Linked DNA regions of Homo sapiens: regions 1 and 3 are each linked to region 2. A link is an interaction called in ENCODE POLR2A ChIA-PET data of the cell type or tissue named here. Cell type or tissue: CD4-positive, alpha-beta T cell. All regions are shown on one strand.

Region 1 (4,000 bases), 98 kb before region 2:
TCCTATCATCCTCAAAGGCAGCCTTGTCTCTTAGGCTCCACCATTGAGTTTCTGTGTCCTGCAGGTCACTTTCAGAATACCTTATGGTCATCTCCCTCAAAGAGCTGCAGGAAACTGGCCTGAGTGCCAGTGGTACCCTTTACTCCCCGGAAGCGCAGGTCATCTCGGACACGCTTCAAGTTCTGGAGATCCATGCAAAGATCCTGAATCCAAAGACAGCAACGTTTCCCAACTGTGGTCAGCTGTGCAGGCCTGAAAACCCAAAGAGAACACACGAAAGTCTCAGACCGAGACCTTAAATCATCAAGGTTTCATTGCTTCTTTTAATAACCACCATTACCCCTTGGAGGGAGAACAATTTAAGTAAGAGAGGGAGTAACTGGTAAAGATAAAACAAGAGATAAAATGTTTAACCAAATAATCGTTACGGAGATTCAATGTCATTTACAAATAGTCAAGGAGTATGAAACTAAAAGGCGATTAGCATAGTACTTTCTTCATCAAGAGGCAATTTTTAAATTATTATTATTTCTAGACTGGGTCTTGCTCTGTTGCCCAAGCTGAAGTGCAGTGGCATGAACATAGCTGACTGTAGCCTCGACCTCTGGAGCTCAAGTGATCCTTCTGCCTCAGCCTTCCATGTAGCTGGGACCACAGGCATGCAATACCATGCCTGGCTAATTTTTAAATTTTTTGTAGTGACGGGGTCTCACTTTGTTGCTCAGGCTGGTCTCAAACTCTATGTCTCAAGCGATCCACCTACTTCAGCCTTCCAAAGTGTTGGGATTACAGGCATGAACCACTGTGATGCACGGCAAGAGACAATTTATTATAAGGGCAGGGACAATGTCCCTTTTGTTCATGGCTATATCCACAGACATTGGTAAGAAATACATTAGATACTCGTGTAATATTTGCCAAGTATCTGATGTACTCTTACTATTGGAAATACAACAAGGAATAACACAGACAGGGTCCTTGTCCAGTGGCACTTGCTTACATTGTAAACGAGTAAAAAAAGAAAACAAAACAAGATTAGGCCAGGCGCGGTGGCTCATGCCTATAATCCCAGCACTTTGGGAGGCTGAGACGGGGGGATCACTTGAGGTCAGGAGTTCGAGACCAGCGTGGCCAACAGAGACAGGTAAAACCCTGTCTCTACTAAAAATACAAAAAATTAACTGGGCGTGGTGGCGGGTGTTTGTAATCCCAGCTACTTGGGAGGCTGAGGCAGGAGAATCACTCGAACCTGAGAGGCAGAGGTTGCAATGAGCCGAGACTGTGACACCGCACTGGGCGACACAGCCAGATTCTGTCTCAAAAAAACAAATGAAAAAAAAGAAACAAGATTAATTATTGAGATTTTAAGTGCTAAAAGAATAAAAGAACGATGAAGGTAATGGTGATGGCTGCTCTAGATTGGAAGTAGAGGAAAGCCTTTGTGAGGAGTCAAGATCCAGTGAGGAATAGTCATGCTATGGAGAACAGCTACACAACACACATAACCAGAGGACTCAAACACAGCAGCTAATGGCTTTGTTTCCAGCATTAAGCCTAAATCAAAGTAGGGTGCCATGGCTCATGCCTGTAATTCCAGCACTTTGGGAGGCCAAGGAGGGCGGATCACCTGAGATCGGGAGTTTGAGACCAGCCTGACCAACACAGAGAAACCCCGTCTCTACTAAAAATACAAAATTAGCCAGGCGTGGTGGTGCATGCCTGTAATCCTAGCTACTCGGGAAGCTGAGGCAGGAGAATCACTTGAACCCAGGAGGCGGAGGCTGCGGTGAGCCAAGATTGTGCCACTGCACTCCAGCCTGGATGACAAAAGCGAAACTCCATGTCAAAAAAAAAAAAAAAAAAAAAAAGCCCAAATCAAGCCACTGAAGGTCTGTTTCTGAACATAAAACATAATTACGAGGCCAGGTGCGGTGTCTCACGCTTGTAATCCCAGCACTTTGGGAGGCCGAGGCAGGTGGATCACTTGAAGCCAGGAGTTTGAGACCAGCCTGGCCAACATGGTAAAACCCTGTTTCTACAAAAAATACAAAAACTGGCCAAGTGTGGTGGTGCACACCTGTAATCCCAGGTACTTGGGAGGCTGAGGTGGGAGAATCACTTGAATCCGGGAAGCTGAGGCTGCAGTGAGCTGAGATCACACCACTGTACCCCAATCTAGGTGACAGAGTGAGACTCTGTCTCAAAACAAAACAAAAAAACAAAATATATAATTATGAATAAGTTGCCCTAATGTCCAATTTCTTTCTTTTTTGAGACAGGGTCTCACTCTGTCACCCCAGGCTGGCACACGCTGGTATAATCACAGCTCACTGTAGCCTCAATCTCCTGGGCTCAAGCCAACCTCCTGCCTCAGCCTCCTGAGTGGCTGGAACTACAGGCACAAGCCACCACACCTGGCTAACTTTATTTTTTTTAAGAGCCATGGTCTCCCTATGTTGCCCAGGCTGGTCTCGAACTCCATGCCTCAAGCTATCGTCCTGCCTTGGCCCCGCAAAGTGCCGAGATTACAGCCATAAGTCACTATGACCAGCCTAATTTCTTTCTTTTTTTTTTTTTTTTGGAGACGGAATTTCACTCTGTCGCCCAGGCTGGAGTGCAGCGGCGCGATCTTGGCTCACTGCAACCTCTGCCTCCGGGGTTCAAGTGATTCTCCTGCCTCAGCCTCCTGAGTAGCTGGGATTACAGGCATCTGCCACCACACCCAGCTATTTGTGTTATTTTTAGCACACATGGAGTTTCACCATGTTGGCCAAGCTGGTCTTGATTTCCTGACCTCGTGATCCACCTGCCTCGGCCTCCCAAAGTGCTGAGATTACAGGCACGATCCACTGCGCCCGGCTGCCCAGCCTAACCGCCCAGCCTAATTTCTTTCTTTCTTTTCTTTTTTTTTTTTGAGGTGGAGTCTCGCTCTGTCACCTAGGCTGGAGTGCAATGGTGCAATCTTGGCTCACTACAACCTCCGCCTCCCAGGTTCAAACAATTCTCCTGCCTCAGCCTCCCAAGTAGCTGGGACTATAGGCATGCGCCACTGCGTCCGGCTAATTTTTTTTTTTTTTTTTTTTGTATTTTTAGTAGAGACAGGGTTTCACCATGTGAGCCAGGCTGGTCTTGAACTCCTGACCTCAGGTGATCCACCCACCTTGGCCTCCCAAAGTGCTGGGATTACAGGCATGAGCCACTGCACCTGGACCCAGCCTAATTTCTAATAGATAACCTAACCTATTCCAAATGGAATTTCTTTCCTCTTAGGCTAATGACACTGACAGCTAGGAACATCAAGGCGTAACACTAGGAATGTCCATAGGAGGCACATCACAAGCTATAGTATATCCCCAAAATTAATCTTACTGTTTTCCTTGTTAACTGCTAACAGATTATTGGTGTAAGCAAAGAAAGAAGTAAATTAGCATGGACTTGTTCATGGCAGCATTATTCATAGTAGCCAAAAAGTAGAAATTACCCAAATGTCCATCAGTTGTTGACAATTGGGTAAATGAAACATGGTACAACCAATGGAACGCTTTTCAGTCATAAAAAGAACCGAAGTTCTGATTCAACATGGATATTGAAAACAGCAACAGAAGCCAGACACAAAAGGTCACATATTGTATGCGATTCTGTTTATATGAAATGTCTAGGCCGGGCGCGGTGGCTCACGCCTGTAATCCCAGCACTTTGGGAGGCCGAGGTGGGCGGATCTCAAGTGGGCAGATCACTTGAGGTCAGGAGTTTGAGACCAGCCTGGCTAACATGGCGAAACCCTATCTCTCCAAACAATAAAAAAATTAGCCGGGCATGGTGGTAGGCGCCTGTAGTCCCAGCTACTAGGAAGGCTGAGGCGGGAGAATCATTTGAACCCAGGACGTAGAGGTTGTAGTGAGAGTGAGCCAAAATCACACCACTGCACTCCAGCCTGGGCAACAGAGCAAGACTCCCTCTCCAAAAACAAAACAAAACTCAAAAAGTAGAAAGAAATTTA
Region 2 (4,000 bases):
TACCAATTCTAACAAAGTAACTTCTCCTTTTACTCTACTCTCAAGGGAAACAGTTTTTCCAAATTCTCCACAATCTCTCCAGTTTGCTGAAGGTAGGATGAAGGTGGCGGCTGACAGTGACAAGAATTTAAACACAGCAAGGTCATGGAATACATTCCATTAATTAAGGCGGAGAGGGAAGCAATCAACATTCACTCCCCTAAATCAACAGTGGAATTAATTCCCTGAAGTGCTGCCTAGAAGAGTTAAATGTCCATGGCAAAGTCCTTGGGAAAGGTTTCAAGCCTCAGTCCAAGGGTCCCTTCCCTTCATCCACATTCTTAAAAGATCTACCCCTGAGTAAACTTTATTGAAGCCCCTGGCCTAGATGGGCTAAACATTCTTCCTAAGTGCTCCTGGAACACATCATCCATCTCTCTCTACCATGAAAATTCTCCATTCAAAAATCCATCTATCTCTACCACCGAAATTCTCCATCTACAAGTCCCATCTCTCTCTATCACAGAAATTCTCCATTTACAAGTCCTTCTCCCTCACCAGGCCATGACTTCCTGAGGGCAAGGACCCATCTTTCATCTTTTCTTTCTTCCTTAGGGCATGGCACAGAGTGGACTCTTACAAGAAACTCCAGGCCTAGAAAATCACAAACTCAGCTTGGTTCTGGTTTCTACAGCTACCTGGACTCAAAGACTTGCACCGCTCTCTGTGTAAATACTAGAAATGTTACAAATCTTTTTGCTTTTCTTTAAAAAAAAAAAAAAGTGTTTCTTCCCAATTCTTTAAAATAGAAATTTCAAAATGTAAATACTTTTTCTGTTTACTTTAAATCATTTGATTTTTTTAAACTTAATTTTAAAAATGGCCCGCACACAGCGTGGGAATGTCGGGGCAACCGTGAAACCGCACTCTGCCGGACCCTCTGGCTCTTCCCGTCGAACATACAGAGAAGGCTCTCTTAGATCTGTACCTCCCTCGCTGCATGCTGCCAGAAGATCACTACCCTCTCCATAAAAATCTACCTGGCAAATAGAGGCTGGAAGTCGTACAGAAATAATCATCAAGCCTGACAGTTCGGATGATTCTGAGGCCCAAATCCCTGCCTCCCAGGGTAACGTCAGGGCCAACTCTGGGGGTAGTACTGCTTTGACTGCTAAAATGATGCGGGGCCAGCATGTTGCTTGCTGAACTGGCTCCTTTATGAGAGAGATACATCATCAGAAATCAGGCGGCCCAATCTATGCCACTACTGGACATTAACATACTGTGGGTGACAGGAGAAAAGAGCAGGTGCCTGCAGCAATTTCCAGGTAACCCCATGTCTAACCTCAGCTAATCACAAGGCAGCACCAGGCCTCCCAGTAAGGGGAGGGGGAGTGGAGGTCAGAGGATCCAAAATCTGATGAGCAGAATAAATGTGTGACTTAAGAAAATAAAATTAGTCGGCCAGGCGCGATGGCTCACGCCTGTAATCCCAGCACTTTGGGAGGCCGAGGTGGGTAGATCACAGGGTCAGGAGATCGAGACCATCCTGGCCGACATTGTGAAACCTAGTCTCTACTAAAAATACAAAAATTAGCTGGGCGTGGTGGCATGCGCCTGTATTCCCAGCTACTCAGGAGGCTGAGGACGAGAATTGCTTGAACCTGGGAAGCGGGGGTTGCAGTGAGCCGAGATCGTGCCACTGCCCTCCAGCCTGGGCCACAGAGCAAGACTCTGTCTCAAAAAAAAAAGAAAAGAAAATTAGTCATTATCTAATATTCATGACCTATAACAACAGATGGATACATAACTGGTAAATGAATGAATGAAGATTATTTAATATTAATTTTCTATCTGTTACTGGAGGATTCTATAGCACAGGGCATTCGCAATCCCCTTTTATCTTATTATGAGAATAAACAAGAAGTTGGCAGAGACTGGAGAAATTCATCCCAACTGGTTTTTAGGACAGAAAGAGCTATGTTTCTGTAAGGCTGCCCTGCTATAAAGGTCAAGAATCTTCATTATAAGTTACCCAGGTCTACTACATACTTTTAACTCAATCCAGAAAAACAACAAGACATGACAGAGTGACCTGCAGGACTGAGGGCTGAACACCAGTTTGACTCACTTTAAAACATTCACAGCACTGTTTCAACTGAAGAAATTTGGTAGGTATCACGTATCATGTAAGATTCCTTGCAAAAGTTCCTCAGGGCACTTTCCCACCACATCAGAGACAGAATGGATTGTAAATGATAAAGTCATTATAAAATGGGAACACACCTCAACCACTTTCCTCCCAATACAGTGTGCTCTGGCCCAGGAGATTAGTCATTCAAACTCCAGGACATCATGTACAAATAGGTCAAAGTATAAAAAGAAAAAAACAAAACCTCCAGGAAACAGTCAGAAAACGCCCAAGACACCACCTTAGTCATAGCAAACTGTGTTTCAGCACCTGAATGAATTCTTACTCTATTTTTTAAATCACACCTTTCTGTGAATCCAAGAATGTTAAGCTTTTAAAGGCCAACCAGAATTGCCGGCACTAATTGGAGAGCAACACAGCTTTTCAGGCAGGATGTCTGATCCAAATTGACTCCCAAAGTCCAAACTTAAGACATCAGAATCAGTGTGCATCACCCATCATCATGGTCCAGAATGTTAGACGATAAAGGGCAAGAGAAGCTATCATTAAAAGTCTGAATATGTTACTTTTCAGGCTGTCTCTTTTCTGAATCTTAAGGATTTGTAAGTTGTGCAAGTTTTTCTAAAGATGAGCTGTTCAAAGTAAGTGCATAGTTTCTTATCTTCCAGAGGAAAGGTTTGTGGCTTAAACATGATCTCAGTACTATAGGGAAATAAAAACATTGTGGGGTAAAAAAAAAAAAAAAAAAAAAAAAAAAAAAGGCTGTGTATCCTATTTTCTGATTTCCATTCATTTACTTCTTTTTTTGTTTGTTTTTTGAGACTGAGTCTTGCTCTGTTGCCCAGGCTAGAGTGGAGTAGCAGGATCTCAGCTTCCTGCAACCTCCACCTTCCAGGTTCAAGTGATTCTCCTGCCTCAGCCTCCCGAGTAGCTGGCGTGCACCACCACGCCTCACTAATTTTTGTATGTTTAACAGAGACGGAGTTTCATCATCTTGGCCAGGCTAGTCTCGAACTCCTGACTTCAGGTGATCTGCCCGCCTCAGCCTCCCAAAGTGCTGGGATTATAGGCGTGAGCCACCGCACCTGGCCGTCCATTCATTTACTTTTTTTTTTGAGGCGGAGTTTCGCTCTTGTTGCCCAGGCTGGAGTACAGTGGCGTGATCTCGGCTCTCTGCAACCTCCGCCTCCCAGGATCAAGCGATTCTCCTGCCTCAGTCTCTCAAGTAGCTGGGATTACAGGTGTGCACCACCATACCCGGCTAATTTTGTATTTTTAGTAGAGACGGGGTTTCACCATGTTGGCCAGGCTGGCCTCGAACTACTGACCTCAGGTGATCCACCTGCCTCAGCCTCCCAAAGTGCTGGGATAAAAGGCATGAGCTACCGTGCCCGTCCTCCATTCATTTTCTTTTAAGAACCATTTACGTGCTCTAATAATTGAATCTCCTCCCCTTCCTCATCCCATTTTTCTTATTCCATTCTTGTATCTCACAGTTTAAACTTCCAATTGCCCCTATTTCTGAAAACTCCAATTAGATGCTACTTTTTCAGATAAAAGTGCTCTTTAAGAAACTTCCAAACCAGGCAGGGTTCTGAACACAGCAGCTGCACAGAACTAGTACAAACTATTATTTCCTTTAACTATCTCAATGGTATCAAACATAAAAAAGAATGACCTAGAAATGTTTTTAAAGTAGTAGTTAAAATACAAACAAGGCCTAGAAAAGATATTCTAGGCTGAACATTTTAAATCTGATGACATGCAGTGAGCGGTCAATGTGTACTGAACAATTTTCAGTAACCTCTCAGCACTGCCTCTATTTCTTTACCTTCCACTCCCTCCTCAACCCAACACACACTGGCTTTT
Region 3 (4,000 bases), 660 kb after region 2:
GAGCTTGTCTCTACAAAAAAATTAAAAAGTAAAAAAAAAAAAAATTAGCCGGGCATGGGGCATGTGCCTGTAGTCCCAGCTACTTGGGAGGCTGAAGTGGGAGGATCACCTGAGTCCAGGGAGGGCGAGGCTGCAGTAAGCTGTGATCGCACCACTGCACTCCAGCCTGGGTGACAGAATGAAACTGCCTCAAAAAAAAGTCTCCTTTGCATCTATCCCTCAGCCAGGACCACCTACATCATTGTGGGACTTGGTGCAAACTGAAGATGCAGGGCCCCTTGTTCATAAATGATTAAGAATTTCAAAATAGTGACAGCAGAGTATGGACCCAAGCGTGGGGCCCTGTGTGACCGCACACATCGCATGTCAGCCCCATGCCCAGCCCTCCCTGATCTCCCAAGGATGCTGGCCTGCAGACCTCGCCTCATCCAGCCCCCATCTCGAGGACCAAGAGAAAATGTCAAACTGAGAGCTCACCACAATGCTGAAGCTAGGCAGCTCTTCACCCTGCTCAGCTTAGAGCCTCATCGTCTTTATTTATAAATATGAGCAGACAGGAAAGAATCGCTAAGCAATACAGAATGCTTCAAGTCAAAAGGGCAGCGTGGGGGTGCCCATGGGAGTCAGTCTGTGGAGCCAGCAGAACAAATGACTTCCCTGAAACAAGAGTTAGGAAAAATTACCCTAGAACTTGGAAATACGGCAAAAGGAGGGCACTATTTCTCGCAATGTCATTTTGAAGCATAATTTAACAGGCCATTTAAAGATTATTTCATTATCCAGGGAGAAAATACCTTTGTTTGCTTCACAATTTCCTGTTCACTAAAGGTCTGGATGCTATGAAATTACATTTTAACTTGTAGATTTTTATCTGGCAGAGATGTATGTGATTTCTGCCCAAAAGATAACTCCAAAGGTTATGGTTTATTACCCTGTAGGTTATTAACCAGTTTTGACTCTAATCTCACTTTCTTCCTACATTCTTTCTCCGATGTCTGTTTTCCTAATTCTGCTGATTACCATCTGCTGAGTCCCTACTCCTTAACGAGCTGGATAAATCTGCCGTATACATTCATTCTAAGATTTGTGTAAGGGTCACTTTTTTTACCTTTTCAGAAATTATACTTTGGTACAGGGTTACTTCCAGAATCGTGAAAAGACTTTTAAGAAGCCTAATTAGTATATAAGGAGATTCAGGTGAATATTGTATTTATAAAACAAGAGCAGGCATCCATAAAACAAGAGCAGGCATCCATAAAACAAGAGCAGGCATCCATAAAACAAGAACAGGCACAAGGTACTCTGAAAAACAAGAAATCCAAAAACAAGAAGTGTTCTTGTGAATTAAAAAGACACTGAGGAAATGAATTATTCCATAGGGGCAGTAAATAGGGGAAAGGACATTGCTGAAAAGCCCACTTGTGATTCAGAAGCCCAAGTCAAAGATTTCTCTCATATTACAAGCAAAATCTGTGAAAGAAAAGGGGAAAGGCATGGACAAAAGATAGAGGACAGAAACATCTATATAACATGAATTCCAGAAGGAGACAGCAGAGAATAATGGGCCATAGTCAAAGAAGAGATGGAAGAACTTTCTTCTGAGATGATGGAAAGCATGAATCTTTTTTTTTTTTTTTGACAGGGTCTTGCTTTGTTGAAGACTAGAGTGCAATGGCACGATCACTGCTCACTGCAGCCTCAACCTCCTGGGCTCAAGGAGCCCAGCCTCCAGCCTCAGCCTCCTGAGTAGCTGGGACTACAGGAGTGCACCACAAACACCTGGCTAATTTTTTATTTTTTGTAGAGATGGGGTCTCACTATGTTGCCCAGGCTGGTCTCAAACTCCTAGGCTCAAGGAATCCTCTTGCCTCGGCCTCCCACAATGCTGGGATTACAGGGGTGAGCCACTGCACCTGGCCAAAAGCACCAGTCTTGAGTTCTCTAAGGTCCCCCTTAGACCTGCCCTAGAGAAAGGTCTGATTGTGAAGGTAAAGAGAAAAGCCCACAAGCTTCTAGTCAGGAAAAAGAAGGTCATCTTCCGAGAAAGAGGAACCAGATCTGTACTGGACTCACCTGCAATACTATAGTGTAGGTTTGAATGGCAGGATGTGTGCAGTGTTCTGACTCTACAATAGCACAAATAACGGTCCACACTCAAAGATCAAAGGAATATATGTTTGGACAGGCAAGATTGAAAAATGACACTATCCAAACACCTTTTCTTTTAAAAAAAAACTACTTAAAGATGTTCTCCAGCCAAACCAGAATAAGAATGAAAACGAAGAACGTGACTAAGAGGAGGATACAGTGCTCAGGAAACCACAGGAAACCAGAGTAGCTTCCGTACAGGTCTCAGTGACTGTTGACAATGTGTTTGTAAAACTGAATACAGTGATTGAGAGAAGATGCTTAGAGGCCAGGTGCGGTGGCTCACACCTGTAATCCCAGCACTTTGGGAGGCTGAGGTGGGAGGAAAGCTTGAACCCAGGAGTTCAAGACCAGCCTGGGCAACATAGTGAGACCCTGTCTCTATAGAAAAGAAAAGAAAAATTAGCCAGGGTTGGTAGCACATGCCTGCAGTCCCAGCTACTCAGGAGGCTGAGGTGGGAGGATCCTTTGAGCCTAGGAAGTCAAGGCTGCAGTGTGTGGTGACTGCATCACCACACTCCAACCTAGGTACAGAGTGAGACCCCATCTCAAAAAAAGAAGGAAGGAAGGAAGGGAGGGAGGGAGGGAGGGCGAAAGAAAGAGAGAGAGAAGGAAGGAAGGAGGGAAGGAAGGAAGGAGGGAAGGAAGGAAGGAAGGAAGGGAGGGAGGGTGAAAGAAAGAGAGAGAGAAGGAAGGAAGGAAGGAAGGCAGGAAGGAAGGAAGGAGGGAGGGAGGGAGGGAGGGAGGGTGAAAGAAAGAGAGAGAAGGAAGGAAGGAAGGAAGGAGGGAGGGAGGGAGGGAGGGAAGGAAGGAAGGAGAGAAAGCGAGAGAGCAAGCAAGCTTAGAAGAGGTGTAACTTTTTTAAAACCCTAGTGAAACGAATCACCTCACTTCAGAACACATCTGTGGAATTTAGCAGATACCTGATGGGATTCTCACACCCTGACTGTCCGTCTCAGCCATGCGTCTACTGAATCAAAAAGGTCACACCTCCTCAATAGCATTCTACACACGAGGTCACACACATACACACATACACTGACACACACACTCACACACCCTCTCTCACACACACACGTACAGCCTCCAGCCTTTTTCTCTCTCCTCTGCCCTAATAATGACCCACTCTTGGGCATGGTTAATGTCTCCTCATCCTTCAGCTCTCCCGTGTCACCTCCTCAGGAAGCCCTCAAGCCCCCAAGTCCCCAGCTTGGCTCAGTCGGGCTGCTGTGTTAAATGCTCTCAGCAAACCACATGCTTTGCCCAGCGCCCTGGTCCCCGTGTGTGAAGGCACGCCCACTGGCGTAGCAGGTGGGTGCCTCCCCGAGACAGGAGTAGGAAGGACAAGGCCTGTGTCTGGCTTGCTCTCCTCCTTGCCCCCAGCAGCTAGGGCGGCGCCAACACTGGGGAGCAAGTTGTTCAGTCCCTGGTTGATGGATGAATGCATGGATGGGTTTGACCCAGGAAAGCAGGCACAAGACCCAGAGCAGGGTCACAGACGCTCCAGATGGGCTCAGCTGTAACCAGGCCTGTCCCTGACGGCAGCTTGTGTCTCGGTAGAAATAACCACAGTCTGGAGTCAGACAGTGCTTGAGTCTGTGCTCGGTCTCTGGCGTGATGAGAGATCCAGGATAGCAATCCTAACAGCTAGCATTTATTGGGTGCTCATTTTGACGCAGCTACTATTATTATTCCCCTTTTCAGATGAGGAAATGAAAGCTTAGAGAGCGTCAGTGGCTCTCTCAAGGTCGTATCATTAATTAGCATAAACTCACCCAGTATCCGCTGGCAGTGCTGGAGGACGCACAACTTAGGAAGGGAGGAAAGAATGTCTGTCTGTCCATCATTCCTC

What was found. ChIA-PET counts read pairs that join two places held together with the same protein. Peaks named below come from ENCODE experiments on the same cell type or tissue, not always from the same donor. Only the 100,000 strongest peaks of a DNase experiment are listed, where the experiment ranks them.
Region 1: POLR2A ChIA-PET joins it to region 2 with 5 read pairs; 7 of 35 experiments call an interaction of 5 or more read pairs at or near these places.
Region 3: POLR2A ChIA-PET joins it to region 2 with 8 read pairs; 1 of 35 experiments calls an interaction of 5 or more read pairs at or near these places.

The regions. Positions count from the first base shown.
Region 1 is chr22:40,355,116-40,359,115 of GRCh38, reverse strand. It overlaps ADSL (adenylosuccinate lyase), which reads right to left. Exons shown (of 13, transcript NM_000026.4): 5 at 81-252. Among named protein-coding and RNA genes, the nearest start is that of ADSL, 11 kb to the right of the region's middle. In CD4-positive, alpha-beta T cell, no CTCF peak of the experiment used is centred here; no DNase peak of the experiment used is centred here.
Region 2 is chr22:40,256,963-40,260,962 of GRCh38, reverse strand. All of the region lies in intron 3 of TNRC6B (trinucleotide repeat containing adaptor 6B), which reads right to left. It overlaps LOC124905121 (a long non-coding RNA gene), which reads left to right. Exons shown (of 2, transcript XR_007068107.1): 2 at 595-1,921. Among named protein-coding and RNA genes, the nearest start is that of TNRC6B, 81 kb to the right of the region's middle. In CD4-positive, alpha-beta T cell, no CTCF peak of the experiment used is centred here; a DNase peak (open chromatin) is centred at 2,342; H3K4me3 peaks cover 280 bases; H3K27ac peaks cover 909 bases.
Region 3 is chr22:39,600,789-39,604,788 of GRCh38, reverse strand. The region is part of intron 3 of CACNA1I (calcium voltage-gated channel subunit alpha1 I); the gene reads right to left. Among named protein-coding and RNA genes, the nearest start is that of CACNA1I, 32 kb to the right of the region's middle. In CD4-positive, alpha-beta T cell, no CTCF peak of the experiment used is centred here; a DNase peak (open chromatin) is centred at 2,328; H3K27ac peaks cover 771 bases.